Linked DNA regions of Homo sapiens: regions 2, 3, 4, 5 and 6 are each linked to region 1. A link is a loop called in an ENCODE intact Hi-C map of the cell type or tissue named here. Cell type or tissue: heart right ventricle. All regions are shown on one strand. Each heading gives the region's core, and the rest is flanking DNA. Links, peaks and the distances in the headings are about the cores only.

Region 1 (5,208 bases), core at 588-4,587:
GTTCCTCAAAAACACCGAGTTACCTTATGATCCTGCAGTTCTGTCCCTAGGTATATACTCAAGAGAAATAAAAATATATGTCCACAAGTAACCTTGTACATGAATGCTCACAGCAGCATTATTCATAATAGCCCATAAAAGTAGAAACAACCTAAATATTCATCAATTCATGGGATGAATAAACAAAATGTGGTATATGTGTATAATGGAATATTGACCATAAAAAGGAATGAAATATTAATATAAGCTATAACATGGATGAGCCTCACAAATACTATGCTAAGTGAAAGAAGAAAGTCACAAAGGACTTCATATTCTATGATTCTATTTATATGAATTGTCCAGAATAGGTAAATCTATAGAGAAAGAATATCTCTATCTAGAGTTGGTGGAATGACTGTTAATGGAGAGGGGGTTCCTTTTTGGAGTGATGAAAATGTTCTAAGGGTAGATTTGGTGATGATGGCACAACTCTGTCAATAAACTAAAACTCATTGAACTGTACATTTTATTTATTTATTTTTGAGATGGAGTCTTGCTCTGGGGCTGAAGTGCAGTGGCGCAATCTCGGCTTGTAACCTCTGCCTCCCAGGGTCAAGCGATTCTACTGCCTCAGCCCCCCGAGTAGCTGAGATTACAGGCACGTGCCACCACGCCCAGCTAATTTTTGTATTTCTTAGTAGAGATGGAGTTTCACCATGTTGGCCAGGCTGGTCTTGAACTCCCGGCCTCAAGTGATCCACCTGCCTCGGCCTCCCAAAGTGCTGGGATTACAGGCGTGAGCTGCCATACCCGGCCTGAATTGTACATTTTACTTCTATGGTATTTACATTTTAGATTATATTAATTATTCCTCAATAAAGCTGTGATTTTAAAAAGCAGGCTAGGCGCAGTGGCTGGTGCCTATAATCCCAGCACTTTGGAAAGCTGAGGCAGGAGGATCACTTGAGCCCAGGAGTTTCAGACTAGTCTAGGCAACATGTCAAGACACAGTCTCTACTAAACAATTAAAATTAAAAAAAAAAATTAGCCAGGCATGGTGGTGTGCACCTGTAGTCCCAGCTACTTGGGAGCCTGGGGTGGGAGGATTCCTTGAGCCCGGGAAGTCGAGGCTGAAGTGAGCCGTGATTGCGCCACAGCACTCCAGCCTGGGCGACACAGCAACACCCTGTCTCATGGAAGAAAGAAAGAAAAGAAAGGAAGAAAGAAAAAAAAAAAGCAGATTGGAACTCTGGAATTAACAAGAAGTAGGACGCACGGAGCACTTCCGCCTGAGTGGAGACTGTGGATCCGGGTCAACCTGACTACCTAAATCACAGGCCAATAAATGGTCTTTCAGTGGTCAGTCCCTGTAAGATCCGTGGCTCTCAGCTTCTTATCTTAGGGGCTGTGGAGGAAGGACATGATTATGTTGATTTAAGCGCTGAATATTTTCCCTTGTGATACCCATCCTCGCAAAACTTTGCTTCAACCACAAACGAGGACCTTCTGTACCAGAGGGGCAATAACCACAATGAAGCTAGGAAGAAATGCAGAGCACCCCAGCATACAGTCCATAAGCTTCCTGAAGTGGGGGGCCTCAGGCATCGCTGCCTCCCCAAAGAGGATCAGGCCCAGAACAGTATGCTCCAGAAATAAGACTGGAAAAAGGGAAAGAGGGGCCTCAAGTCCAGGAGACCAGCGGCTTTCTGAACGCGCACCTGCCAACCCACTTTGGACAGGTCACGATGGACAGCGTGGCAGGAAAAGAAAAGGTCACTGTCTACCCAACACATGAGAAACTGTTTCTCGTGCCTCACGTCCCCACTCCGTCCCCACCCATGTTGTCTGAGTCCCTCGGTGTCAGAAACACTGCTAAGAAATTTAAGAAATTCTGTTAATGAGTTTAAGAAATGTTTTTAATGATTAAAAGTCAGTGACTTGTGAATAACCATGTAACTTACAAACGCAAGGAACTCTGAAAGTGTGCAGCACCACCGATCAGAAGAGAAAACCAAGGGACCCGAAATATGCTTTAATTAAATTTTCTTTTAAAATGTCACTGGAAAGAACATCTTGGGAAGACGGCCTGGCCGATCGCCGTGTGAAGGGCAAGCCACTCTGGCCGAGAGGGAGCCCCACACCTCGGTCTCCCCAGACCGGCCCTGGCCGGGGGCATCCCCCTAAACTTCGGATCCCTCCTCGGAAATGGGACCCTCTCTGGGCCGCCTCCCAGCGGTGGTGGCGAGGAGCAAACGACACCAGGTAGCCTGCCGCGGGGCAGAGAGTGGACGCGGGAAAGCCGGTGGCTCCCGCCGTGGGCCCTACTGTGCGCGGGCGGCGGCCGAGCCCGGGCCGCTCCCTCCCAGTCGCGCGCCGCCGCCCCCGCCCCCGCCCCCGCCCCCGCCCCCACCCCCACCCCCACCCCCACCCCCAGCCGGCGCCCGCGCCCGCCCCCGCGCCGGGCCCGGCTCGGCCCGACCCGGCTCCGCCGCGGGCAGGCGGGGCCCAGCGCACTCGGAGCCCGAGCCCGAGCCGCAGCCGCCGCCTGGGGCGCTTGGGTCGGCCTCGAGGACACCGGAGAGGGGCGCCACGCCGCCGTGGCCGCAGGTCAGAGTACGGGTGCCCGCGGCGCTCGGGAACCGGCTGCTGGCTGGGCGGGGAGTGCTCAGGGAGGGGGCGCGGAGGGCTGGGGCCGAGGGTCTGGGGGCTAGGGCCGAGGAAACGGGAACTGACGGGGTCCCAGACGGATGAGAGCTGGGGAGAAGGGGGTCTCGGCTGAGGGGTCCGGGGCTGAGGCAGGGTCATGGTCCGGCAGGACCCGGACTGACGGGTCGCGGGCGGGCGGCTCACGGGTGACCGGGTGAAGGGGTCTTGGGCTGAGGGCACCCGGGCTGAGGGTCGCGTCTACCGGAGCGCGCACTAGGGGCGGAGGGCGCGGGCACAGAGAGCCGCGGCCGGTGCCGACTCGAGTGGACGCGAGCCGGTGCGTCCCGGCTTCCAGGACAGCCCCCCTCGGGAGAGCGCCGGGTGGGCGCGGAGCCGGGGACACGGGGACCTCCGCGTCCCCGGCGGAGGTGCGCAAGCGTCGGGAGCCGCTCCGGGGGAACTTTGGAGCAGGGTGTCTGGACCCGGGGAAGCGAAGATCCGCGTGCGTCCGTCCTGAGGCCGCGCGGCACCCCTGCTGAGGAGGAGGTCCCGTTCGCTGTCCAGAGCCCAGGGGCGACCGCCGCTTGGGGACCGGGGGACCGTTCAGCGAGGGGCGCGCTTGTAGCTGGCCAGGCCCTGTGCCCTGACGCGTTGTGCTGGCCCTACGCCCGGCGGAGGGGCTGGGGACGGGGACTGGGTGCCTCCGTGCCTCCGCGGATGGAGCGCGCAGCCAGGACCCCCAGCCGCACCCCGGGGGGCTGGAAAGGCGAAGTCGCTGCTTTGTGGGCTCCTGCAAGTGCCAGGCGCTGACCACTCCTCCTGGGAGCCTAACTGAGGGGGGTAGAGGCAGCAGAGGTTAACAGAAATCTCAGGTCCCTTGGTGGAAGGTGGGTGTGTAGTCGTGGTACTTTACGCCTCGGTGTTTAGGGAGGAGCCTAAGGTAAGGAGTCAGAAACGGGGAGTAACCGAGCTGCGGCTTTTATATAAGGTCAGTGGTAGGTAAGGAAGGGGCCTTAACCTCTGCTGGTGACCAGAAGCCTGCATTTCTGCATTCTGCTTAATTCCCTTTCCTTAGGTGAGTTGGCTCACTCTCATTGCATTTTGTTGGAATGTGTTGGTGATAGGTCCGAAATTTGCAAAATTATTGTATTATCCTTATATCATTTTTTTTTGCAGTGCTCTTGTTTTATAAGAAGAATCCAATTCACTTGGGTCATAGGCTAACGGTTGTAAAAATAGTGTCATTGTTATAAAAGAAATCAAGTCAAAAATAGTCGTCTGCCATGAAGAAACTAAAATTTTTCTTCTTTTCCTTGCAAGATTAGGGACAAAATGTAAAGTTTATTTGTGTAAATTATCATTTGGATATAAAACCAGACAATGATAAACTGAGTTGTATAATACCTATTCCTGGAAAACCTCTGATTTTGAAGTACATTATTTTAACCCCAACTGTTTCTGTCATTCGTGAGACAAATTGTTAACTGGATTTATTAAGAGAACAATGAATAACTTAACTCTTTAAAAGGACCTGGGCAAATCTTCGACAGGTTTCAGGTATTTTATGGCAGTCTTTCTGTCTATTGCTAAGTGATCGATTGCTGACTGAGAACAGAACCAACTGATGGTGCTAGATGATTTAGAAAACCTTTCTGGTATAGGGACTGGCATGGACATTCACTGTGGCTTTTCTCTTAAAGAAATACCTTTCACTCCTAGGGGAGTTTGACAGAAGACACTCATAGATGCTACCAGTTAGCATTTGGAGTAATATATCAAAACATTCTGTTCAAGTTTTAAAGTAAGTTTTGTGTAGTATATTTTCAATCAGATTCACTTTGGAATCAAATACACTTTATTTGATTCCAAATAAAGTGTATTTGAATATTCACTTTAATATACGAAACTTTAAAGGTAATGTCTCAGCCAAAAAGTGAAGTGTATTACAAAACTGTCCATTTTTGTCTTCTTGTGTACTTCACATAATTTTTCTCCCTGATTTAAATTATATGATATTTGATAGTTAACTTGCTAATAATTATGTCTTAAGAGATCTTTGAATCAACTGGTGGCCATCTCAGTCTTTTAAAACTCACTTGAAGGAAAAGAGAAACACTAATGATGGTTTTTTTTAAAATCAAAAACTTTTTTCATATTTACAAGTTTGTTTCTAGTTCTTAAACAATAACTGCTGTAAAACCATGGCATCAGTGAGGTATAAAGTTTTGTAGAATCCCAGGCTGAAGACTTTTTGGATGTCGTTTTCTCATTTCTTTACATTAAAAAGAATATAATTTCTTTTTAAAATTAAAACTAAAATGTCCACCGGCCTCATATTCTTTATTGAACTTAAGTGCTTTGAAAATATTTTTGCGATTGATATTTTTAATGATAAAATATAATATTTTCTTTGAAGGACTAGTTTCCTAAATGTTCATTTTTTTGTATGTTTCAGAACTACTTTTAAAAAAATTCTAGATTATGCTTTAAATTGCAATATTTCTAAATTCCTATGACATTTAAAATGTGTACAAGAGAAAAGGTGTGACATGAGGAATATGAATTAGAAGTGGATTACTA
Region 2 (5,208 bases), core at 613-4,612, 190 kb after region 1:
AACTAGAAGGTGTGACCACTGCCAGCCACCCTGCTCCCATAGGAGGAGCCACATTTTCACCAGGGCCCCTGCACCTGCTCCTCAGTCCTCTGTTTCCTCCTTGAAGTGATCCTCACCTGGCGCTCACTTCTCTCTGGCAGGGACAGCAGTTGCAGGGTGGTGGGATCATTTGTGGAATGCCGGGACTGGGTTCTTACCTTGGAAATGCTGACGAATGGGACCCTACCACGCCACATTGCCACAGCAACAAAGCCCAGGCCTGAGCTTTGCAGGGTCAGCACTTGTGGGCTCCTGACCTCCTTCCCCAGCCTCCTCGAGGCCCTCCCGCAGTACTGGCTACCTCCATCTTCAAACTGTTGATCTTAAATAGCAAAATTACTTTGGTTTTGTTGTTTCCTAGCTTTGTACTTATTTGTTTGCTTGAAGCATCTTTTTGCACAAATATTAAAATATACAAATTAATACAACAATCATTTAACAATCACCTATAATCCCACCACCCATATTTGCTTCTAATTTTTTTTTCTTTTTAGGAAATAACACAATAGAGACAAAGCTGAAGTCCCTTTATCTACTACCCAAGTCCCACAGATAACTAATGAATTTGGTGTATATCCTTCTCATTATTTTCCAATATTTTAACATACCTATCCATATATTTAGCATTTGATATTGATTTATGTCTTAATTTACATAAATGGTATCATATGATTCACATTGGTGTACATCTTGCCTTTATCAACAAATGTTATGTTTTTGAAATCTACCTATGTTAATATATACTGTCTATAAAAGAGCTCCAGCCTGGGCAACATAGTGAGATCCTGTCTCTACAAAATTTTTTAAAATTAGCTAGGTGTGGTGGCACAGGCATGTAGTTCCAGCTACCCAGGAGGCTGAGACAGGAGGATGGCTTGAGGCCAAGAGTTTAAGGCTGCAGCAAGCTGTGATCACTCCATCGCATTCCAGCCTGGGTGACAGAGCCAGATCCTGTCCCCAAAAAAAAAAAAAAGAATTTGCTCACTCCTTTCAGCTGCTGCATTGCTACATAGCACTCCACTGTGTGAACATTTTATACCACGTTTTACGTATCCACTTCTCTAGGGATGAACATTTACGTTGTCTTTTTTTTTCTTTTTCTTTTTTCGAGACAAGGTCTTGTTCTGTCACCCAGGCTGGAGTGCAGTGGAGTGATCATGGCTCACTGCAGCCTTGAACTCCTGGCCTCAAACCATCCTCCTGCCTCAGCCTCCTGAGTAGCTGGGACCACAGGCATTCACCCCCATGCCGGGCTAAAAGTTGTCTCCTTTTAAAAAAAAAACCATAATGCTTTAATAAAAATCTTTGTATTTATTTCTTTGGCCACAGATGCCTAAGTTTCTCTAGGAAATTTACACAGAAGTAGAGTTTGTTTGATTGTTCATGGGAAGAAACAGGGCAGGAGTAGGAGTATGAAATCTAGTCCACCCTCTGATGTTTTTGTTTTGTTTTGTTGTTTTGTTTGTTTTTTTTTTTTTTTTTGAGACAGAGTCTCACTCTGTCACCCAGGCTGGAGTGCAGTAGCAAGATCTCAGCTCATTGCAACCTCCACCTCCCAGGTTAAAGTGATTCTCCTGCCTCAGCCTCCCAAGTAGCTGGGATTACAGGCACGCACCACTACACACGGCTAATTTTTATATTTTTAGTAGAGATGGGGTTTCACCATTTTGGCCAGGCTGGTCTTGAACTCTTGACCTCAGGTGATCCACCCACCTCAGCCTCCCAAAGTTCTGGGATTACAGGCCTGAGCCACCGAGCCTGCCTCCTGCTCTGATGTTTACTCCCTGTGTGACCTTGGGCAACTCATCTCACCTCTCTGAATCTGTTTTCCTACCTATAAAAAGAGTATGATGATCATTAACTCACCAGGTTGCTGGAGAGAATTAAGTGGGTCTACCTTAAAAAAAACACCTGGATTAGTGCAGATGGTAGGAATCCAGGTAGCTCTCATCATCAGTGCTACAGATCTTTCTGGATCTCAGGTAATTCTTAACCCTTTGCACAAGGGACTCTTGGCCCTTAAAAGCCCACACAGCAAGGCAATGCCTTGGGGACTTGACCAGCCCGTCCCTTCACACACAGTGTCAACTCTATCCCACAGCCTGGCCTGGTGTTAGTCTGGTAAATAATGGCATTAATGTACGCTGCAGAATCTCAGCTTCCTCATCTGTAAATGGGATAATATCAGTGACCTCAAAGAGCTGCTGAGGCTCAATCTCTCTTTCAACATGGTGAAATTAGCGGAGGCTTTCTCTCACCAGCAGAGTGAAGCTGGACTATGTCTCTGATTTGATTTTTTTTTTTCACAGCCCTTGCATTTTCTGTTGAGGATGCTGAGTAAAAAGTTAGAGCTTAGTAGGGTCCCTGTGTTTGTTTTCACCTCGGTAAAGCAGTGTCCTTCAGACACTAGGTGGTTTAAATTTGCTGAAATGTCTCCATCTGGTGGACTGTCTGAAATACTACAGGGTTCAACGCTATTTCAGAAAAACAATGGGGCGACAGCTGGGGCTGCCCTGCCCTGCTCAGAAACGTTGGTGGCTCCCCATTGTCTGCAGGGTAAAGTCCAAAAGCCAAGCCTGGAATTTAAGCGCCTCCACAATCGGTCCCCACCCTACCTATCGGACCTTATCACAGCTCCAACCTCCTGCCCCGGCCAGGCCCAGCTCCTCCCTGGCTCCGGAACCAAGGCCCATTCCAGCCTTGCACATGGGCCTGCCCTGTGCCCTAGGCAGCCACCTGCCCTCCTCCTCTCCTCCTCCTAAGGCTAACCTCCCTTCCAGGGGCAGCTCATATGCCACCTCTTCCTGGAAGCCTCCCAGGCTCTTAAACCCATCCTGGTCTTCCCTGACCTCCAACCGACACTTACTGTTGGTTATTTTTTATATTTCAGTACTGAATGTTGTGTGGTTTTTGTTTGTTTTGTTTCTTTGTTTTTTTTTTTTTTTTTTTTTTGAGACAGTATCACTCTGTCGCCCAGGCTGGAGTGTAGTGGCGCAATCTCCGCTCACTGTAACCTCTGCCTCCTGGGTTCGAGTGATTCTCCTGTCTCAGCTTCCCGAATAGCTGGGATTACAGGCGCATCACCATGCCCAGCTAATTTTTATATATTTTTTTTAGTAGAGACGGGGTTTTGCCATGTTGGCCAGGCTGGTCTTGAACTCCCACCCTCAGGTGATCAACCCACCTCGGCCTCCCAGAGTTCTGGGATTACAGGCATAAGTCACCGCGCCCGGCCTGTCATGTTTTGTTAATGCATTGCCCTCCTGTATCCAGCATGACAGATTAAAAGAGCATAAGCCCCGTAGATCCGTATCCTCATCTGGCCTTCACTACTTCCTAGCAATGACACCATGGGCATGTGCGGTAACCTTGGCTGCAGAAGAGAGGTAAGAACACCAATCTCACAGCCCTGTTATGAGAATTAAATAAGATCATGGATGCAAAAGTGGCTGGCACATAGTAAGTGCCCAATAAATTGTCACTAGGGTGGCCAGATAAAATGTGAGGCACCCAGATTAACTTGAATTTCAGATAAACTTTTTTCTTAAGTATATCCCAAATATTACTTGGAGGTTCTGGGCACATTTCACCGATAACTGTTCATTGTGTTAGATGTGCTAGTGATACTGGGGATATGTTGATATAGTCCATCCTCCCTACTCTTGGATTCTGTATTTACAAACTCACCTAGTTGCTAAAACTTATTGGTAACATCACAATCAATACTTCACTGTCACAGTCATCTGCAGATGTGTGCATGCACAGAATACCAAAAAATTTGAGTCACACAGTGTGCACATTCCCAGCTGCAGGTGAACAAGGAGACTCTGCCTTCTTGTTTCAGCTCTCATACCATAAATAAGTATGCTTTTTTGAGCTCTAGTTTGTGCCATGTTTTTCACATTTTTGTGCTTTTTGTTGGTGATTTAACTGTTTAAAATGGCCCCAAGTGGAGTGCTGAAGTGCTGTCTGGTGTTCCCCACCCAAGAAATGTGCCTTATTGGAGAGAATAGGTGTGTTAGATAAGCCTCCTTTAGGCAGGAGTTATAGTGCTGTTGGCTGCGAGTTCAGTGTTGATGAATCAACATATGTAAGGTGTCTTTAAACAGAAACACATGAAGTGAGGTTATATATTGACCAGTTGATGAAAATGCTGTGACCAGAGACTCACAGACACCTAACCTTGTATCTTGTATTTCTCCTGGAAACATGGTTCAGTATTTACTAATTCAGTGTTTGTGGCAACTTTATAGAACAGAATTACCTCAAATAATGAGAATGAACTACACAGTTGATATATGTGTGTGTGTGTGTGTGTGTCTGCGTATATATATATATATATATGTAGATGCAGATGTATTGTAATAAAATTAAGTCCTTATCTATTAGAGATACCTACTGAAATATCATGGATGAAGTTATATCATGTCTGGGATTGTTTTAAAATACTCCAGCAAGGAGATAAAAGTGTGTATATCGAGAATGCAAAAGAAATGAGATACCAAAGGTTGAAGGTTGTAGAAGCGATTTTTTATTTTTGAGACAGAGTTTTTACTCTTGTTGCCTAGGCTGGAGGGCAATGGTGCAATCCCGACTCACCACAACCTCCACCTCCCCGGTTCAAGCAATTCTCTTGCCTCAGCCTCCAGGGTAGCTGGGATTATAGGCATGCACCACCATGTCCAGCTAATTTTGTATTTTTAGTAGAGATGGGGTTTCTCCATGTTGGTCAGGCTGGTCTCGAACTCCCAACCTCAGGTGATCCACCCGCCTCAGCCTCCCAAAGTGCTGGGATTACAGGCATGAGCCACCGTGCCCGGCCAGAAGTGATGATTTATTGGACTGTTTTCTCTACTTTTGTGTTGTATGTTTGAAAATAACCATATCAAAGGGTTTAAAATGCACTTGAGAAAGTCTTGGGGAAAATTTCTTTCTTTTTTAAAATTTACAGATTTTTTTTCTTTTTTTAATTTCTTTTTTTATGTTTTTGGGAGGGGAATTTGAGATCCCATTATCAGCAAACCCCAAATCCTTCCACGAGCTGGGATGGGATTTAAGAGACCTGGCTCTAGTCTCAGCCCCACCTCAGACCTGCTCGGTTATCTCTGACAACTCACAGTGCCACTGGAACTGTTTTCTTATCAGTTAAATAAGGAAGTTTAACTGGAC
Region 3 (5,208 bases), core at 542-4,541, 150 kb before region 1:
AACTGCTACCTTTAAGCAAGTCAGTTAATTCATCTGAGCCTCATTTTTCTATAAAACCAGTAACATTAAGATGACATTCTTGTAAGAGGCATATTGTGAGGATTAATTTGGGTGATCTGAGATGAGTGATTTGATTTGTGTAGGGTCACTCAGTGTTTGTTTTTTCTTTCCCTCCTCCTCCACACCCATGTGTTGCCTTTGTATCTTTACAGACTGAAGACGACTCATTATTTTAGCTTTACTAAAATCAGAGTCATTTCATTTTGTTCTGTTTTTCTCTGGACCATTTCTACTTTCATCATGTCACTTTTGTCCAGATAAGTGGACCTAATATGCTGTATCATAAATAGGAAAGCATTACAGCTTGTACAAGATGGGGTTAGGGCATGAGTAGCCCTTTATGTTGGGTTTCCATAAGCTTTCTAGTGATAACTAACATTTTTTTACCTTTCATTCTATCTTTTTGGTTTTTGCCTGTTACAGCTCACAGGACTGTCTTCAGGAAACAATTTTCTGTCATTCCAGGTTCCTTTACCAGATTGTAGTTGAGCATTCCAGTTCATGATCCTCTGATAAGATTATTTCCCCTGAATGTGTTTTCTTACACTTAGGCACATTAAAACTCCTCTGCCACTTTTCTGCCCACGTCCACATCTTCTTTCAGTTTACCCCTAATCATCTTGGCATTTTAATCCCTGGAAGAGCTGAATGCCATCTGTAACCTTGGCAATTTCCCCATGCACTCTCTTCCACATCATTTATATGAATGTTAACTAAGACACCATGCAGCTTGCTCTCTATCTAAGAAGTGCCTTACTTGCAGAGCATTTGATATAACAATTTAATCAGTGAATTAATATCAAGGACCAGCCACAGAATGTTGCCTTTATCTGGGAAAGTATTCATGTCTTCCTGTTCTTTGTTTCTTATTCTGAACCAAACCAATGATCCATAACAGAAATTTCTCCAGGTACTGAAAGTTTTATGGTCCATAAATTAGATAACAAATCCAAATTTGAGTTGAGAACCCCTTCAATGTAAAGCCTGACTGTTTGAGGTCTTATTTATGTCTCTGTTCCAGAACATCTACAGTGGGAGTTCTATAAAGTGTTATGTCATTTCATTAAATCTGATTTTTTAAATGTCGTTGTCATTTCCCAGCTAGCTACTAAGCTCCTAGACCTAATCAATCAAGTGATTAATTGAATTGTCAGGTGAATGCTGTGCAATAGGTATTGGCCTGCCAAGTGCCAGTAAAATAGAAAATTCTGAAGTCTAATTACTACACTGGCTTCTGAAATGATCTTAAGCACTGATTCATTCCCTTCAGTCTTCTCCACATTCCAGAGAAAGCAGCCTCTCAGATCTTAGGCATATCTGACTGTATGATCTCTCTGCTTAAAATCTTTCAGTATTTTCTGAGACAGTTGGGAAAACTTGAATACAGACTCAGTAAAGATGTTAATAAAATTAATTTTGTTTGGTGAGACAATGGCATGGCACTTATATTTTAAAAGTCATTATCCTAGAATATTGGCAAATTAATACAGATGAAGTAGATTAGAGATTACCTGGGACTGAGGGGAGAGGGGAATGGGCACTTATTGCTTATTGGCTACAGAGTTTTTGTTTGGGATGATGAAAAGTTTTGAAAAATAGATAGTGGTGGTGGTTGCACGACATTGTGAATACCATTGAAGTGTATACGTAAAAGTGGTTAAAATGGAAAATGTTGTTATGTCTGTTTTGCCACTGTAAATCATAAAAATAACAGTCATTAACAGAATGCTTAAAAATTGACAGGATAAATGACATGATGTTTGGGACTTACTTTAAAATACTCAAACCGTAGTCTCAACAACAAAAACAGTGAGGGTAATAGATGAAAAAGATTGGTAAAATGTTGATGATTATTGTGGATATTTCTGCAGTGAAAAGTTGTAAAAAATCATTTGGAGATTAGCCCTCAAGTTCCAGAGACTCCACCTGACATTTAAAGCCCTTTGCTCTGCCACTTCCCTGCCTTGGGAACCTCTGGTCTTCACTGTTCAGCCAGCAGTGTGCTGGGCCCCTGTAGTGCCCAGAGCCTCACCCAAGCTTCTGTGCGTTTGCCCTTACATTTCAATTCTGCATCTTCCTTCCTATGTGGCTAATTCCTACTCATTCTTTAAGACTCAGTTCAGTCTCTTTGGAGCATTCATGGACTTCTCCAGGCAGGGAGAATGGCTCCCTCCTTTGGGTTCCCATAATGCTGTGCTTGTATGTCTACTGCAGTTGATACCCTGAATTATAATCTTTTATTTTTGTTTCTGTCTCTCCACTGACTTATGAGGTAGAGGAAACTTGCTTTCCACTGTACATCCTCCTGGACTATATGAAACTTTTATTATTGTTTTAGTTGTGTGCTTAAATTTTTTTTTAAAGGAAAAGATTAAAAGGTAGAAATGTGAGTGCTAGATGTAAATCTGAAGAGTTGAGTGGGAACTTAGCAGTGACCCCCATGTAGATATTGGCGTCCTTTTGTAGACTCTGCTTTCTGTACTTTGTTATCACTAATGGTTGCCAATTTTTATAGTTCCAGCACCTACCACTGGATGCTCAGTAAATTTTTGCTGAATTTAGTGACAAACCACGGCGTTTCTTTCTACAAGTTGCAAAAGCCAGCTATCCAGCTTCTTTGAGGGAGGGAAGTGGATGCATACTTGTTAGAAGAGACAGTTAATGTTTGGGTATGGTTTTTCAGAGCAGCAAATAAGCAGCTGGAGGGATACCCCTGTGCCAGTAGAGTCTGTGGCTATTCAGCCAGTGCAGTGAGTGGTGAGCTGTGACTGCAATCAGCTGCAGTACTCATCTTGCCAGTGGGTGGCGGCCGGCGCTCACAAACTTGCACCAGGACAGGAAGGCATGATTTTTACCCTAACAGTGTAGGTGGGGAAATAGGAATCTCCTACTATTTCTAGTTTATTTTCTAACTTCTTGAAGCCTTCAGATGTTTGGTTGAAAGAACAAGGCCTGAGTCAGAGTCAGTAAGAGCTAGAAACTAGCACCTTGTTAAAGGTAAATGTCTAGACCAGTGCTAGATATTTACTAGGTGCTGGACTGTTTACAGAGCTCTGGGAAGTCTTTTCCTCCCTAAATGCCTTCTGGAGTATGTGAATCCATCTTCAGTGCTGTCATCTTCTAGCCTGAGATTTGATCCTTATGCAAATTCCAGTCATCCTGGGAGGATTTATACTCTAGGCTCTTTCAGGTCCATTAGCTCCAATATAGACAGAGATTGAAAACAGATTTTCATGTGGAGGAGGAGAGGAAGGAAAGAACTTGACCCTCAGGATTGACACATGTGAGAAGAAGATGGCAGGGCCTGCAGAAATAGGCTCTGTCCTGAGGGTGCTGTCTTCTGGTTTTCTCCAGTGGTCCAGCCCAAACCACCACTCCTAACATCCCAGTCAATAAGCAAGTCCTGATTGTGAGGCCACTAAGTCACAGCTCTGTGAAGGATTTGGAAATTTATGGATATAATGATTATATTTGTACAGGCCTAGAGCATATAATCAAACAATAAGACATAATCAGTATTTAAAATCAAAAATTTTCTGAAAAATCCAAGACTCACATATGGATCATCCCTGCTCTGAAGCATTGTTACATAATCTAGTGGTCTGAGGCGTAGGTGGGGGAGCAGTGTCTGATTATTAGACAACCGACTTTGAAAGGTGGTATCAGATGATGATGCTGTGAGCCAAATATCATGAGCAGACAATAAATGTGATGAAAGTTCAGAAAAGGAAGAAGCCATGTTGGCTGTAGTCATATTAAAATAGCATAAATGTTTGCTGCTTTTTGCTAACAGTGCTTCATATTTGCATAAATTTCAGCATTTCCAAAACTTTCATGTCATCTGATTTCATTAAATCTTCACAACCACCTGTGAGCCAAACATTATTAAATGAGGTAAAATACATAAAACACTTAGAATAGTGCCTAGTACATCACAGGTGTTCACTATTAAGATCACCATTAGCCCTATTTTATAAATGACACAACTAAGACTCAGAGACGCATTATTTGCCCAAAGTCACACAGCTGAAAAGTGGTAGAAGTAGGCCTGAACCTAGCTTCCCTGGCTTCTATTTCTAGAACTCTTTCTCCATTATCCAATGCATAAAAGAGGGCGTATTTAAGCTAGGCTTGCCTGGGTTGGGCCAAGTTTTGTGGGGGCGTTAGGAGAGAAGTCTCTGAAATCATATTCCTCAGCCTCACAAGCCCTAGTTGTTAGGTGGATGGGAATTGATGAAGGTATTCACTTCCTTGAGTAACAAGAGTTAAATCTAGAAGCTTCTGCTCATTTTAGCAATAAGGGGAGATGGTTCATTACCTGGTCCATCAAGGAAGCTGCAAGCCATTAAACTTACATAGATCCTCAGCTGCTAGGCTTGTTAAGAAAAATGTTACAATAGGGGGAAATTGACAACACAGGCACTACAGATATTTTTAGTCTGTGTTTCAAGGATGTACATGTTGGGTTCTGTTTAGGATTGAGCACAAGGGGATGAATTTAGATTTATGTGACAAGACTGCCAATCAGAAAGTTCATATTGGTGGGGCATGGTGACTCACTCCTATCATCCCAGCACTTTCAGAGTCCAAGGCAGGAGGATTGCTTGAGCCCAGGGGTTCAAGAACAGCCTGGACAACATAGTGAAACCTTGTCTGTACAAAAAAAATTTAAAAATTAGCCTGGCGTGGTGGCATGTGCCTGTAGTTCCAGTTACTCTGGAGGCTGAGGCAGGAGGATCACTGGAGCTCAGGCAGTCGAGGCTACAGTGAGCTATGATTGCACCACTGCACTCTAGCCCGCGCAACAGAGCAAGATCCTGTCTCAAAAAAAAAAAAAAAAAAGTCCGTACTGGGCATCTTATCTGTTCCTATCTTATGCAAGGGACTGTGTGGGAAAACTAAGGGAAGTAGAGTAGTTTTCCCAGACTTTCAAATGCTGGTAAGAGTGGTATCATCTTTTTCTTGGGTGGGGGACAGTTTGGGAATATTAGTAAAAACCGTAACTGTGTCTGTTCCTTGTACCAGCACTTCTGTCATAAATTATTCATCCTGTGGATATATTTTTAAATGTAAGCCATTGTAGCACTGTTTGTAATACCAAAAGCAAGAAACTAGAAATCTAATGTGCTCACCAATATATAATGCCAA
Region 4 (5,208 bases), core at 481-4,480, 94 kb before region 1:
CATTCACCAACATTTGATTCAGCCATGAGGTCTTGACCCCTTGGCCACCCTTTAGGCTGAGAGAGTGTCCATGAGGGGTGTGTGTGTGTGTGTGCTTGAGTGTAGGGAGTGAAAAATCTAGGTGTGTGAAGCTGTTTGTGTCAGTTTGTGTGTGTGACTGCAGGTGTACATGTGTTTGCAAGTGTTTGAGAATGTGTCTGTCCTTTACATACCACTTCTGGGCCTCCTCGCACCTCCCCAGTGAATCTGTCTCCTCCAAGACACCTAGCCTTCCTTCAGCAACTCAGCGTTTCTACCTATATTACGGACTTTGTAACCTTTCAAATAAGCACAGAACCCTTGCTCCCGGAGGAGTCAATTTAGACTCACTTGCCTGGTCTATCATCAAGCTCCTCAGCTGAGGCCCACATGGTGGTGCCAATGAGGCTGGACCAACCTGCTCTGACAACCAGGCTCCCACAGATCTCAACGAAGGCATCCTAAAGAGGCCTGCAATTGAGGGTGGGCTCTGAGGGATTTCACTCTGGCTGCTTCATGACTCCCTGATACTCAAGTATATTTTCCCAAAGACCACGGATGCTGTGAAGATAAACACTACATCTGCACCAATAAAAAATCCATATATTAAAATGTTAATATCTGAATGTTAATAAGTATCTAGATAATTTCCTACACATGACACCCATCCTACTAACTCAACAAGATAACCTCCTCCAAATGCCACTATCTTAACTTCTCTTCACGGGCAGTAGATGCTGCAAGGTCAGAGAATGAATTTCTCCGAGAACCAGGGTCTCCTTTCTTACTCATTCTCTGTTTTCACAGTTCAAGGATTGAGCACCGTACCCTCTTCTTACACTTAGAAAACAGGAAGTAGAACCTCCCATTGAGTGACCCCTGGGGGGTGAGAGCCCTCCTCCCACAACACACATAACTAAGGAACAAACCAACCAAACCAATGCGTGGGGTACCTGGGCGCAAGGCAATTGACCTTTAGAGTTCCTTCTGTTTCCAGCTGTAGGGGAGGCAGATGTCCTCTTAACGTTCTGTGGCTGGGCCTGAAAATTAAGCATACATAAGACAGATGAACAGGACAAACGTATACACATTTTATTTAATATTTTTATGCGTACGTGGGAATCTTCATAAGGAAAATGAAGACCCAAGCTGTTAAGCCCAAAACTTGTATACCATTTTAAACAAAGAATGATAAATTGTGACGATATGACAAAACAAAGGCGTCTGGGCTAGTCAGCCAGTAAATTGTGGGAAAGTAGGAAATATATGGGAGAAACTAATGGGAGAGAAGGGTTACAAGTTTTAGTAAGGTTTTGTCTGTGGAGATTCATCTCAGTGTCAACTCCCTGTCTCTGGTGATAAGAATGTTTGTTCCCTTCTTCCTTCTGGGGGAGAGGCACCCTTCCCACAAGAAGTTTTAGTCCTGCTTCAGACAGGAAGGGGGAAGTCGGAAAACCTTTCCTGCATCTGTTGTTGTTCTGTTGCCTTCAGCTCAACATAAACAATATGCCAAAGTGGCATATTTTGAGGTAGCATACTCTGACCCCCTTCACAAACCAAGAGTCTGCCACTAGCCATTGCTTCTATCCCCGATTCCAAATATGTTTTAAGAGAAGTCATTCATTTAGTCAAAACATTTATTGAGCACTTACGATAAACATAAACATTGTGATGGATTCATAGGAATATTTGCTGACACTTCCATAGTCAGGCACTATTCTAAATACTTAATGCTCATCAACTTATGTGTTCCTTATAATAAGCCTATATGGTAGGTGCTGTTATTATTTTATAAATGAGAAATGGAGGCACATCAAGGTCAATAACTCACTCAGGGTCACTCAGCTGGGCAAGTGGCAGAGCTGGGATTTGAACCAACCTAAGCAGTGCAGCAGCAGAACTCATGGCCTGAGCTACTTTGCCATATTACTTTTATTTAATCTAGCAAAGTCAACAAGACAATTGTATTAAATTTTACACAGTGTGATAAGAGGTGCACACAAAAATTTACAGCATATCCACCTCTTTACATTCTCTCTCCATCCCCTGACCCCAGGGAAAGAAGGACTGGGAGAAAGTTAGGACATCTGTGACCAGTGTTGACCCCTTGTCCTAAAACCATGAGTAACATACACAATGTTTCTTATTCTGATAGAATATAATTCTGGTTCTTAAAAAATTACTCATTCTTCCACATGTGATGTCAGACCAAAAACCACAAGTGGCTTATTTAGAAAATGAGTCAGCCTGGAAATGCTGCAGTGACAAAAAGGAGAGGCATTTACCATAGGTCAGGCAGCACCCTGGTCTGAAGGACATATGGATTCTCTCCAGCCCTTAGTAATGGGGTGGGGCTGGGGGTGGGGAAGTTCCATTCAGAAACAGCCTTCTTGCTACTTAAAAAAGACAGCCCCAGAGACTGGGAAGTTGGCTATTCAACAACCATCAATAAATATTCAGTGAATACTGTGATAAAAATTATCTACAGCTAAGATCTCTGAAAGATTGGTTGCAGTCTTCTACAGATCTTGAAGCCTTGTCTGTAGGCCAGCTTTGACCACTGTGCAACCACCTCTGCAGTTTATGGGGATTCCCTACCTATGTCTTCACCCCAGATTAGTAAAGGTAGAAAGCCTCATCCCTGCCCACATGGAACTCATCATCATCTTGGGTCAAGATAAATTAATTCTGTATTTTATTGATTTGTTCACAACCCCTTATTTTATTTAGCGCCATAAATTTTATGAGAGGAATATAAAAATGAATTAAGCAAGGATTCGGCCCTTACAAAGTTTATAGCCCAGTAGGGAAGATGTGTAAATATAAAGAAGAAAATGTAATGCATTAAGTCAAATGCAGTCAAAATGTTAGTTTGGAAAAAAAAAATAAGCTTGATAGGTATTGGTGAGGATATGAGAAGCAGAAGGAAGTCTTACACGTTGCTAATGGGGGTGCATGTTGGTACTGCCATTTCAGGGAACAATTTGGCAATCATGCGTAAACCCTATGACTCAGCAATTCCATTTCTGAACATTTACTCTAGAGAATCTCTTGCACATGTACATAAGAAACCAAGTAAAAGAATATTGGTCACAGCACTCTTTGTGCAAAGACTGGAAATAACCACCTCTCGTGGGGAATTAAAATATATGGTTTATTCATAAATTGGAATACTGTGTAGGAGTTAAATAAAATATATGAGGAATGCAGATGAGTTCAGGTAAGATATGAAAGGAGAATGAATAAGATGAGCCAGGCAAGTGTAAAATGGACCACAAGCAGCATATGCTGTTGCAGTGGGGCAAGCTTCTAGCTCAGGAGCTCAGAGAAGACCGCACCCTGGAGGTGAGCTGTGCACAGCCCACAGGACAGGAGGCACGCCACCTGCCGGGACTGGGCTGGGTGCACAGAATTCAGTCACTGAGTTTTACAGCTGGAAGTTGCATCTAGTTGCATCAAGGCCCAGGCAACTTAAGGAGTTTGCCAAGGTTACAAAGGGAGTTAGTAATAGAAGCAAATGAGTCTCAACACTAAGTGTCTGGTGGGCCACTGGGAACATTGCCTTTCCTGAAATAAATGAAATGGGTTTCATATTTGGGGGCCCTCCAGGGTGAGAGAGACTTATGGAATCATTTCACAGAGGCCAGGAGGCAAAGGGAAGAGATAGTGTTGGCTAGTGGAAAGAGCCTGGGTTTTGGAATCAAATTGAGTTTAAATCCAGGCTCTGCTAGTTATTAGCTAATTGATTATGTAGTTTAACTTTTCTGTGTCTCAAATTTTCTCATCTATAAAATGAGAACAATGCTACCTTTCCAAGGAGGTTGTCTTAAGAATTAAACAAGCTGATAGAGTCTGTTCCTAACAGTGGTTAGCATGCGAGATCACAAGAAACCATCTCTGTCACATAGAAAACCTGTATGAGTAAGTCCCAAACCCCCTTTCCCCAGGACTCCTCCAGGAGCAGCCAAACGAATGCCAAACATGCCTTTCTCCTGCTCCTGCAACCAGGGGAACCTCTAGGGCAATTTCAGCCCATCCAATGTCTTTTCCTAGGGCTATGGCTCCTTTTAGTTGTATTAGCTAAACTGAGCTGAGGGTGGACACTTGGGGAGGCCTGTGCTGTGCCAAGGCATTCCAATAGCAGTAAACACACGGCAGACACATACATACGTACACACATGCACACAAAGTAAAAACTGCAGCTACAGAAATAACAACGCAAACCCCAGGTGATCACAATGGATGCTTTTTTAAACACTGAGACCATACCATCATTCCTACAATGGTATGGTTCCCTTCAAAGCAATTCCTTTGGGAGATTATTTATTCCTACAAGGCTGCTGCTTATGTTCAGAACATAATTGCCTTCAGATCTGTAGTACATTATTTGAATTTCTGTAACTCTTGGAAGATCAGGAATTCTTTACCTGGAATCCAGGTATTCTCATGCATGTATTGTGCATTTCGGCAGGCCCTCAACACACATAAAATATCAAGAATCGTTGCTTTAGGGAGTAAATTTTGATATAAACAAATTTAATTCTTTTGGAGTCAAATCTAGTGATTAAGCTAGATAATATATACAGTCCAAAATGCAATGTGACTATAAGTTAATGAGATAACGTTCTGTGGCTTACAAACTAGTTCTGAAGTAAATTAATCCCAGAAAGGGGTCTCAGATCCATTTTGAATAGTTTCTCTCTGAAATAAATGTATAGACCCATCAAGGTTATCAGGTTTGAAAGAGAAGTTGCATTCCAACAAGCAAATTCTGTTGTTTGTGGAAAATAAACAATTTATTACTGTCTAATTTGCAGGTTACAGGCTACATTTAGAATAATGTTTTCTCCTCAAATAATCATAACATTATTCCTTACATTTGTATTTTACAGTTTATGTAGCACCTTGCAGTTTAAAGGCACTTTACAGTTTACAAACACTGATTCATCTGTCATTTTGTGGAATTCTCACAATAGCCCCATGAAGCTATCCCTCATCGTAGGTGACTTCTGAGTGTCTGAACTGTGGGCTCACACTTGAGTGGTACTTTTCCTCCTGTGGTACAAGTTTCCTTGGACTTTAAGCCTGTTGATTGTAAACATGTAGAAAAATAATGCAACTAGTCATTCTCTCTGATTTATCCACCTCTTATTCAACACCCAGATACTCTGAGAACTTGCTTTCTATCTT
Region 5 (5,208 bases), core at 795-4,794, 170 kb after region 1:
AAAAAAATCCTTGAGTTGTACACTTACAATGGGTGAATTTTATGGTATGTAAATTATACCTCAATAAAGCTGTAAAAAAAAAACAATGTTTTATGAAACATCAATATTCAACCCTCAGGACCCACCAGCAGGATTGTTTGAAAACCAGCAGGCCATGTGGGTTCTGGGCGGCCTTCAGACTCTGACCCTCTGGGATTCTGAGTTTATTTTTAGCACCAACTTGGTGCAAATTGCTAAGGATCTCATGTGGGCAGGGATTCTGTCCTCTACACTGTCAGCCCAGTTCCGGCAGAGCCTCTGGTTCATAATGGGTGCACACTGAGCATTTGGTGAATGAGTGAATGAAGGGCTGAAGGAAGAAGTGCCACGTTTTTTATAAGGGTAGACTTGGGCTTCTTGGAGCAGGGACTATGGTTCATTTCGGCACTCCCAACTTCCAGCACATAACCGGCACAGAGTAGGTTATTTGGAACGGTTTGTTGATCAATGAATGAGAAAATGAATAAATGGCTCAGTCCCTGCCCTTGATACAAGTTGAAAAGGAAGCTATCTATGCATTTATGTATGTACACTGTGTATGACTTAGGATGCTCTGGTTGCAAGCAACAGACACCAACTGTAACTGCAAGGCAAACAATTTATTCAGAAGGTACGAGGGAAGGGGCTCGCCAGTCATACTGTGGTAAGGGAGAGTCAAAAGCAGCTCCCAGGATGGGAGCTGCAGACCCAGCTCATTTCTTTAGGAAACCTCCATGGGATGATGTGGCTCTAACTGTGTTGGGTACTTGTGTTATTCCCTTCAAGATTCAGGTTCCAGGAGAAGGGCTTCTGATTGGCTTGGCTTGGGTCAGATGCCCTCCCTTGGCCAAAAATCATTGGGCGCTCCTATTAACAGTCTTAGAAAGACTGCATCTCATGAAGGGAGTGTTGCGGGGGGTCTCAAAACCAAAACTGGGCTCTGATTTTAGAAGAAGGGAAGATAAATGCTGGGCAAATCAAAACAATCAATGTCCTCTACCCGCTGGAAAGTTCCATACCAGTGAAAGATGTAAATGAGAGTCAAAAGAAATAACAAAAAGAGATGCCACAAAGCCAGGTAAGGTCAGAGCCAGGAGTGCGGGGCCAGCCCTGAGTATGACACACAGGCGGGGGCAGGGGGCAGAGAAGAAAGTGAGCAGTGGGCTTGGAAGCCACAGAGAACGGGAGTGACAAAGTTTCTTCTTTTTTTCTTGCTTCTTTTAAAACTCTCAGCCAAGCTACTGACTAATACTGATAGCCATCTCTTAATGCCAGGGTGATTTCCTTTTTGTTTGGGAAACTTCAGGAGCCTAGTAGCTTTGATTAAATGGTCCCCAAAAAGGACTGTTCTGGGTGAGGTATGTGGATGGCTCTACAGACCTAATGGCATTTAATGGCATTTGTCGTGTAGCATTTGCCTGTATATACCAGCCTCAGTCCTTATTTAAGAGAAAATGAGAAGGCCAGGCGAGGTGGCTCACGCCTGTAATCCTAGCACTCTAGGAGGGCGAGGTGGGCGGATCATCTGAGGTCAGGAGTTCGAGACCAGCCTGGCTAACAGGGTGAAAACCCATCTCTACTAAAAATATAAAAATTAGCTGGGCATGGTGGCCCGCGTCTGTAGTCCCAGCTACTCGGGAGGCTGAGGTGGGAGAATCGCTTGAACCCAGGAGGCAGGGGTTACAGTGAGCTGAGATCGCACCATTGCATTCCAACCTGGGTGAATGGAGAAAGAATGAATACTCCCCAAGCACCTTCTGTGGCATGTGCTGTGTGTCTGTATTCTGATCAGATCATCACAGCTGGTCTATGAGGTGAGTATTTTGAGCCCATTTGGCCGTTGAAGCAACTGAGACTGCCCAAGAGACTTGCCCAGTAATAAATGGCAAAGTCAGAATTTGAGCCCAGGACCAGCTGGCTCCAAACACCTTGTCTTCCTGTTACCTCCGGCCTGGGTGTTTCAGCTTAGACAAGTCATGTAACCTCTGGATTTCTCCATCTGCAAGTCAAGGGGCTGAAAGGGGCCTCTCCTGACCTTCCTGAATAGAAGCTTCCAAGATGGCCCCAGGGGCCATGGGTGCACACAGCTGGTGTGGCATGGGGCCCACGATGAGTCCTTCCCAGCTGGAGAGGACTGATTTAAGTGGCTTCAACAGGAGGAGAGCCAGCAGCCCAGCACAGGCTGGAGGCAAGGCCTGAGCAGGGAGTCACCCCTCCTCTCCCTGCCACCACCGGGGCTGGGGACAACCTGTGTCTGGCCTCCTGAGGTCCCTGCTCCCCACCCCCAGGGGTGTCCTGCACACCAGGGCACAGCAAACTCCACAGATTAGGAGTACGTGCTCAGACACACACAGACTTTGCAAACAATGCAGGGAAATAAAGTTCTCACAGGAAACATTATCATATTGACTCACGACAGACCCATCCATAAAACAAACCCCCGGTACCTGGGGCCGGCTCAGAGAGCAGCCGCCAGGGAGATAGCAGTACCAGCACGGCCCCTCTCTCCTGGGCCTGGGAGGAAGTGGGTGCCGCCAGGGGGAGGGGCAACTTCCCTTGGCTGCTCTGATGCTGGCCTAGGATCTGAATTATTTGTCAAAAAGAGAAAAAAATGATTTTTTTTAAAAGAGAAGTCCCAGAGCATTGTGGTCTCTTTGCCTTGTCACAATAGTTCTGTTGCAAAAACCTCTCTTAATGCCATAGTGTTTTGCAAGTCATTTGCCATGTCAGTGAGGAAAATATTGCCATCTCCAGAGGCCTGTGTCTTCATCAGCTCTTACTTAGCAAAGCAGGCTCGACTGCTGCCAGTGGACAAAGAAATTTTGATCCAAGTCTGTTTTCAGATTTGGGAGGCAAACTGGTGCATCTGCAGGCATCAGATAGTCAGGCCTTTTACGGCATGTAATCTTACTTAGAGCCTCAGTTTCCTCACTTCCAAAATGGGAGTAGTCATAAGAACTGACGTAAGAAAATGTATGTATAGCATGTGTCACAGTGTTCATTTTTCTGACCCTTCGTGAGAAGCAACCTGGAATGATGATTTGAGAACCCACAGATCCACCGTTTCCTTTTTTTTTTTTTTTTTTTTTGAGATGGAGTCTCGCTCTGCCTCCCAGGCTGGAGTGCAGTAGCGCGATCTCCGCTCACTGCAAGCTCCGCCTCCCGGGTTCACGTCATTCTCCTGCCTCAGCCTCCCGAGTTGCTGGGACTACAGGCGCCCACCACCACGCCCGGCTAATTTTTTGTATTTTTTAATAGAGACAGGGTTTCACCGTGTTAGCCAGGATGGTCTCAAACTCCTGACCCCGTGATCCGCCTGCCTCGGCCTCCCAAAGTGCTGGGATAACAGGCATGAGCCACCGTGCCCTGCCAGATCCACCATTTCTTAATCCTGAGAGCTTGGGCAAGCCTGGGCACCTCTCTGTACCTCAATTTCCTCCTCTGAAAAAGCAAGGGGTCTAACCAGCTCTAGGCTGCCCACCTCCCGAAGCATTTTGTGGCTATAAGGGGAACTGGGTTGTCAACCGGACTTAGGACACTGAGTTGTGAGAGATTTGTGAATCAAGGAGGTGGTGCCTGGATTACTGTGGCCACTGCAATCTCAGCTGAGCACTGGCCATTTTCCCATCCTGGAATCAGAGTGATATGTGGTATCCTGGAATCTGCCCTGAAAGGGGAGTAAGGTCAATGTCTACTTTCTGCTTGCTGGGGATTGAGCTGAGTGGCACTGGGAAGAGGTCATCAGTGGTGCAACAGGTGGATTCTAGCTTCCTTTGGAAGTGCTGCCAGCCAACTTCCAATCCCAGGTCCCTGGCACAGTGCTGGCACATCACAGGTCCATGGGCCATGCCTGGCACTGACTAAGGGCCTCACATAATTGTACCCAGCTTTTCTGTCTCTATCCATTCTGCTTGTGGTGGCCAAGATATTTTCTCAAGAACATACTCTGATCAGGTCACTCCCCTGCTCCAAATGCTTCAATGGGTTGGGCCCAAACTCCTTAGCTTGGCCCTTAAGGTTCCTTGGGGTTTGGCCTCTACTGAGTTCACCAAGTTTCCTCCCACTATTTCTGTCTTCCACACCATGCTCCAGATCATTCAAGGACCCACATCTTCCTGTACCTGCCATGGTTTTACATTTTGGTGCCTCACACATGCTCTTCTGACTTGTAGATTGTTCCTTCTGTTGTCTTCCAGTGTACTTCTATTCATCCTTCAAGGCCCAACTCAAATGTCCCTTTTTCTGTAAAGAAAACCCTAAACCATCCTCCAAAGGGTTGCTTTCTCCTATGGGCTTCATAGTGCCCTGTCTACCTCTCTGTCATAACAGCTAACTTTTTGTATTTGTAGTAGAGATGGAGTTTTATCATGTTACCCAGGCTGGTCTCAAATTCCTGGGTTCAAGTGATCCACCTGCCTTGGCATCCCAAAGTGTTGGGATTACAGGCGTGAGCCACGGGGCCCGGCCTGTTTACTTCTTTCTATATCTGCCTCCTGCTCTGGACCACAAGCTTGATAGGCTAGGAATTGTGCCTGCTTTCTCAGAAGTCCCCACTGCTCAGCCCGGGGCATCTCAGCTTCCTGGCCTGGAGAAAGGGCAGGAGGGTGTGTCTGTGCACCAAGCACTGGCTGACCTCTTCTGACTTGTCTTTACCTGCAGGATGGGCAATGACAAAATCTCTTCCATTTTTTCTTTAAAATCTTCTTTAGTACCAAACATTCTTTGGCAGCCACAATCTCCTTCAAAACCCAGGCAAGGCATGCAGAGCTGGGGAAATTGCTGCAGGCAGGGAGCCCATGTCTTGGTGTCTCTCCTACATCTGTAGAGCTCCCTTGGCCGCTGCCTGCTTATCTGTAAAGTGGGAAAGTAACTAACCTTCCAAGATTAGACCAGATCATGCCTGTCAAAGAGCCATAGAAACTGGAAGACACTGGCCTCTGTGATTTCTCTGTCTCTGGTGTTTGCCTTCAGTCCATTTCTGAGTATTTTACTATAAGCATTTAAAACATCCTCAGCACGTTTAAGAAATCGCTGTCCTCAAAATGATGCCTGTGTGAGTTTTTGCTGTTGAAGGAATCTCTGATGGTGCCCGCATTTAAAACGTCCTCACCACATTAGGAAATTACCCCCTCCAAAGTGGTGACTATGTAAGTTGCTGTTAAAGGAATTTCTGATGGTGCCCGCATTTAC
Region 6 (5,208 bases), core at 450-4,449, 110 kb before region 1:
CTTGTCAAAGTCACCTCCATGAGGCCAGACGCAGTGACTCACGCCTGTAATCCCAGCACTTTAGGAGGCCGAGGCAGGTAGATCACGAGGTCAGGAGTTCGAGACCAGCCTGGCCAATATGGTGAAACCCCGTCTCTACTAAAAATACAAAAATTAGCTGGGCATGGTGGCAGGTGTCTGTAATCCCAGCTACTTGGGAGGCCGAGGCAGGAGAATCACCTGAACCCGGGAAGCAGAGGTTGCAGTGAGCCGAGATCGTACCAGTGCACCTGGGTGACAGAGCAGGACTGTGTCTCAAAAAGAAAAAGTCATCTCCATGTCACTGAGTCCAGTGGTCACTTTTGTTCTTATCTTACAGACTTTTCAGTAGCATTTGACACAGCTGACTACTCCCTCCTCTAAACACTATTTTCTAGGCCCCTGAGGCCCCCCCGCCCATCGCTTGGTTTTCATTCTACATCATTGGCTTCCCCTTCTTGGCCTCCTTTGCTGATTCTTCCACTTCTGCTGAGTGTCTAAACATCAGTGCCCCAGAACTTGGTCAACGTACATTTGTTGGTGGTCTTGGCCAGCCTGTATCTATCTCCTGCCCTGACCACCCCTTCAAACTCCAGACTCACATTTCTAACTCTTGCTTGACATCCTTACTTTGCATATCTTAAAGGCACCCTAAATATAACACAGCCAAAGCAGAACTCTAGTTTTTCCCCTTAGTCCTGTCCCCCCAACATTGTTTTTCCCTAGCAATTTATGTAGGCCCCTACCTGCCTCTTTCCCTTGTACTATCCTAACTGTTGCTCACTGTGCCCTAGCCACACTGGTAAGGGCCTTTGTATTAGGCTGTGCTCTCTCTCTGAAATGCTCTTTCTTCTTAGTTTTGCATTTTTTTTGAGACAGAGTCTTGCTCTGTCACCAGGCTGGAGTGTGGTGGTGCATCTCAGCTCACTGCCACCACCGCCTCCCGGGTTCAAGCGATTCCCCTGCCTCAGCTTCCCGAATAGCTGGGATTACAGGCACGCGCCACCACGCCCGGCTAATTTTTTGTATTTTAGTAGAGACGGGATTTCACCATGTTGGCCAAGATGGTCTCGATCTCCTGACCTCATGATCCGCCCACCTTGGCCTCCCAAAATGTTGGGATTACAGGCATGAGCCACCGCGCCCAGCCATAACTGACTTTTCCTTAACAGTATAACTGATACTTCCTCAACTATCCAATCCAAAGCTGCCACCTACTCACTGGCTACCACCTCTCCCTTCTTTAATTTTCTGCATAGCACTCACTATCAGTTGAGATTATTCTTGTCTATTTAATTGTCTGTTCTACTAAAATGTAAGGTTCTCAAGAGTACAGACTTGTTTATGGCTATATCTCTAGGGCCACTGTATCTAGCACCTAGTAGCCATTTAAATACATCAAGGGTGTACCAAGGGGAGACAGGTGAGAGTGGTTTGCCCAGGTGCAATCAGTTGGCTATAGAAAATTTTTAAAATAGCAAAACTAAGTTGGCCTGCTTTTTATTATCAACATATGATAGCAATTCTATACAAATGACATTGATAAAATACTCTTCCCACCAAGCAAACCACTCCTGCCCCACTCCCTTTGATGTGCCATTGTAATACATATTTGTTGAGTGAGTTCACCATTTGGAAGAGGCATCTTTAATAGCCCTATCAGCCTATTGGATTGATGTCAGGATCCTTTGGATGATCTTGGCAGTGTGCAAGTGGAAAGGATGTGAACCGAGGAACATTACCTGCATCCAAGCCAGGACTTTGCATAGCCAGCTCAGCCCTTAGGTGTTGTCACTGACTTGCTCACAGGCATTGTCACCATTCCTCACAGGCACCTCTTGCTGGCCTCTTTCTTCTGTGGCTGTGGAAGCTCAGGCTGAAAGAGCTTCTGGTCTGAGTCATAAGCCCTAGGAGCTGCTCCTGCCCAGAATTCTAGACCAAGACCAGGACAGACCTGTGGCTAGCCACTTGTCTACCCTTCTCTGTTTCTCCTTCTCTATCGTTGTCCTTAGCTCCACCATGAGTGCTTTCATTTATTTGATTCTAGAGGAACACCTAAAATGGGGACAGGGAGCTGGGGCTTGGGGTGAGGATGGTGATTAGAGGGCACACCTTACCTCTAGCCTGGGATGGATTAATTATAGAACGCAAAGAGCAAAGACATGGTGGTGGGCCCAAGCCAGCTGCAGTACACATTTCAAAGGAATAGAGGAAGGGGCATAAGAAGCACTGGCCATGTCACCAAGAGCAGGGAGGTGAGTGGTAAAGCCTGATCTGGTTGATGACAGCTTGGCCTCAGGCCTGGACAGACTGCCAGCTTGCGGGCTGCTGTGAGGGTCAGCAGCAGCAACTGACCCTCTGTACATGGACTCTGAAATGCTTTAGGGAGACTGTTCTCGAGGTGGCAGTGACACCTGGTGGTCACTCATGGCCAAAGCCTCCAGGCTCTATACCTGCAGAGTCTCTTCCCTGTACCACTGCCTTCCCACCACCCCTCCTACACATTCACTGACTTTAGGGGTCTCTTGTCTAGGATCTGAGCTGGGCCTTGCATCCTAGGGCTCTGATGAGGTGTGGGCTGCTCCTCAGACTCCCAGGAAACAGGGAGAGAACTTCAGGGGGACAGAGCTTTCAGGCCATGCCAGTAAAGATGGCATCTGGTCCTCTCCTTCATGTGGCTAATGTTTTTTTCATTTCTCATTATACTGGTTCCACTCTTTTTATTTTCCTGTAAAATTCTCCAGAGCCAGAAGGCTGAATTGCTCATGCAGGAATTTCAGACACTGACGGGCTGAGGTGGGAACTGGTCTCTCTTCAGTGCCCCTCATTTATGCCACAGAGCTGGCTTCCCGTTTGGCTGGTGGGTTAGACCCATGGGGAATGATTCTAAGACTTATTCTTTGGAAGCATTCATATACATTTGGTGTCCAGAATGAAAATGAACCTCTTCTCCTACCCTGAGCTGATCAGAGCACATCTGAAATGTTTCCAGTCTGAGGGTCACAGTATAACAAGGACAAACTCTAACTCCGATCAGAATGTGCTCAGAGGAGAGAAACCAGGAGGTTGAGGCATTTGGCAAATCTATGTTATGAGTAAAAGTTAAAGGAATTGCAGTTGAATAGCAGACATCTCAATGAGTGCATTAATTAATATCTTTAGCTCTCTGATGCCGCCATGGAGTAGAACTGATTCCAAAAGGCAAATCTGTTAGCAGACAGGTTTTGACCCAGTGTAGGGAGTAAACTCTCTAACACTCAGAAACGGCATGCGGCTGCCACATTGTTGCTGATGTTCAAGCAGGAGCAGGATGAGCAGCTTGTAAGGCACATGGTGAAAGGGGAGGGCTGGGGACTGGGGCTGTTGGAGCAGGTAACTTATAAAATCTCCTTCCAAGCCTGACATGCTGAGATCCAGACTGTGTGCAGCCATGGGACCTGGAAAAGGCTGTGATGAGAATTCAGAATTGAAGGACTGAGGCTGAATAACCTCTGGTGTCTGGTGGGACATTCTACCAGTCCTTTTTTGTACTGGTTCTCTGGTATGAAGAGAAACAGAACACATTTCCAGCTAGGTTTTTCCAGCCACAAAGGCTCTGAAACAAGCTTGTCTAACCTGCAGCCCAGGATGGCTTTGAATGCGTCCCAACACAAATTCATAAACTTCCTTAAAACATTATGAGATATTTTGCAATTTTTTTAGCTTATCAGCCATTGTTAGTGTTAGTGTATGTGTGGCCCAAGACAGTTCTTCTCCCAGTGTGGCCCATGAAAGCCAAAAGATTAGCCACCCGTGTTCTAAAATATGAGGTCTCCTGAGTGCAAGAAGACCAAGCCTAAGAAGGGGTTTCTTCACTCTGAGAAGTGGAGTCTAAAGGGCTGTCCAGTTAGGGAGGGGTCTCTGATCCCCGGCATGGGACTAACAGGGCTTCACTTGAGCTCAGAAGAGGTAAATTTAGGACAAATGAAAGGCCTTCCTGCTTCCCACAGCAGGAATGGCTTTAGCAAATTTCTTCCCCAGTGAGTATAAGCTGAGAATGTGAGGAGATTTGGGGCAGGTTCAGATAAAGCCACTAGTGACTAGATCCCTTAACAGACTATTAAGAGAAACTAACTATTCTGGGACTGTCTTAACTTTTCAGGGACATCTTTAATCATTTGAAGCTGACATTCTGACCTTGAGTGACCTGCCCCTCAGTGCCCCCAGAAGACTCAGGGACTGCCCCCATGGGATATTTCTTGGGTTCTAGGTTATGGGAGGGCCCCACTCCAGGAGATGAGCTCTGCAAGCAGAGAAGCAACTCCCCCCAGGAGGGAAGGAGAAGCGGCTCATCCCTGGGCACCTTTTAGAACCTTTTGGAGGAAGGAAGGTGGGCGCTGGTGACTGCAGGGGCAAGCCCAGAAAGATCCCAAGGTGCCTCAAAACATGCGGTCCCCTTTGCACCGACTAAACCTACAACCTCCTGACCACATTCTTTCCCGCTGCCTCATTCTCCCTGGGGTCCTAGACCAGGGAGCGGGGCCTGGGGGAGCTGATCAGAATAGTTCTGTGGCGTGTCCGGCAAGGAGCTTGGCCTGGCCTCTTTCCTGGGGCCAGACCCTGGGACCCTTTCCCAATTTCCTGTCTCAGATATGCTGAGCAAGCACAGGCCTTCCTCCTTGGTTGGGGCAGCTGGTCTCAGGCCAACAGCTCACAAGTGTTGAGTCACTCAATGTCTTTCCTTCCTCAGCTTTCCATCCTGCTGGGACTTCAGGAGCTCCTTTCTCCAGCTTGTCTGCCGAAAGCCACAGGATGGCATTTTAAAGTTACCTTTGACAAAAACCCACAAACCCTCATCCATGGGCTTGGTTTCTGTCACAGGCCAGTGATTTCCTTTCCAATCATCTCAAGAGCTAATATTTACCATTTCTGCAAGGACCTTGCTGGAACTAAGCAATATACAGAAGGCATGGTATAACCCAGACCAGAATTCCCTGCACATGAAACTGCTATGCATCAGGTGACAGGAAACCACACAACAATATCTTCTCCACTGATGCACGAAATTCTAACATTAGACCTCCCTTCCTTTGGATTGATATTTATTTTTTAAATAGTAGTAGGATGCTCACTTACATTGCCTAACACTTTACAGTTTACAAAGCACACTCTTTAGTTTAAGCCTAACAATCCTTATTTAAGATGTCTTGG

The links. Peaks named below come from ENCODE experiments on the same cell type or tissue, not always from the same donor. Only the 100,000 strongest peaks of a DNase experiment are listed, where the experiment ranks them.
Region 2: it touches region 1 in a loop (6-fold over the local background); 52 of 110 quality-filtered maps call a loop at or near these places.
Region 3: it touches region 1 in a loop (4-fold over the local background); 25 of 110 quality-filtered maps call a loop at or near these places.
Region 4: it touches region 1 in a loop (2.5-fold over the local background); 15 of 110 quality-filtered maps call a loop at or near these places.
Region 5: a loop joins it to region 1, with 3 times the contacts of the local background. A loop is called at or near these places in 27 of 110 quality-filtered maps.
Region 6: a loop joins it to region 1, with 2.4 times the contacts of the local background. A loop is called at or near these places in 8 of 110 quality-filtered maps.

Annotation. Positions count from the first base shown.
Region 1 is chr3:12,285,432-12,290,639 of GRCh38, forward strand. It overlaps PPARG (peroxisome proliferator activated receptor gamma), which reads left to right and starts at 3,639. Exons shown (of 8, transcript NM_138711.6): 1 at 3,639-3,703. RefSeq lists an enhancer at 1,622-2,200. In heart right ventricle, for the core only: CTCF peaks have their summits at 2,200 and 2,556; DNase peaks (open chromatin) are centred at 2,197, 2,900, 3,025, 3,175 and 1 weaker place; H3K4me3 peaks cover 3,017 bases; H3K27ac peaks cover 3,332 bases.
Region 2 is chr3:12,477,560-12,482,767 of GRCh38, forward strand. It overlaps a transcript of TSEN2 not described here. Among named protein-coding and RNA genes, the nearest start is that of TSEN2, 4.3 kb to the right of the region's middle. In heart right ventricle, for the core only: CTCF peaks have their summits at 2,484 (motif pointing left) and 2,686; a DNase peak (open chromatin) is centred at 2,637; H3K27ac peaks cover 697 bases.
Region 3 is chr3:12,132,364-12,137,571 of GRCh38, forward strand. All of the region lies in intron 1 of SYN2 (synapsin II), which reads left to right. Among named protein-coding and RNA genes, the nearest start is that of TIMP4, 24 kb to the right of the region's middle. RefSeq lists a silencer at 2,726-3,020. In heart right ventricle, for the core only: CTCF peaks have their summits at 2,851 (motif pointing right) and 3,057; a DNase peak (open chromatin) is centred at 2,858.
Region 4 is chr3:12,191,397-12,196,604 of GRCh38, forward strand. SYN2 (synapsin II) reads left to right here. Exons shown (of 13, transcript NM_133625.6): 13 at 1-636. Among named protein-coding and RNA genes, the nearest start is that of TIMP4, 35 kb to the left of the region's middle. RefSeq lists an enhancer at 3,445-3,494. In heart right ventricle, for the core only: no CTCF peak of the experiment used is centred there; a DNase peak (open chromatin) is centred at 2,358.
Region 5 is chr3:12,460,144-12,465,351 of GRCh38, forward strand. No RefSeq gene overlaps it. Among named protein-coding and RNA genes, the nearest start is that of TSEN2, 22 kb to the right of the region's middle. In heart right ventricle, for the core only: no CTCF peak of the experiment used is centred there; no DNase peak of the experiment used is centred there; H3K27ac peaks cover 921 bases.
Region 6 is chr3:12,173,612-12,178,819 of GRCh38, forward strand. The region is part of intron 10 of SYN2 (synapsin II); the gene reads left to right. Among named protein-coding and RNA genes, the nearest start is that of TIMP4, 17 kb to the left of the region's middle. RefSeq lists a silencer at 2,407-2,486 and an enhancer at 4,540-5,208. In heart right ventricle, for the core only: CTCF peaks have their summits at 2,451 (motif pointing left) and 2,655; a DNase peak (open chromatin) is centred at 2,430; H3K27ac peaks cover 928 bases.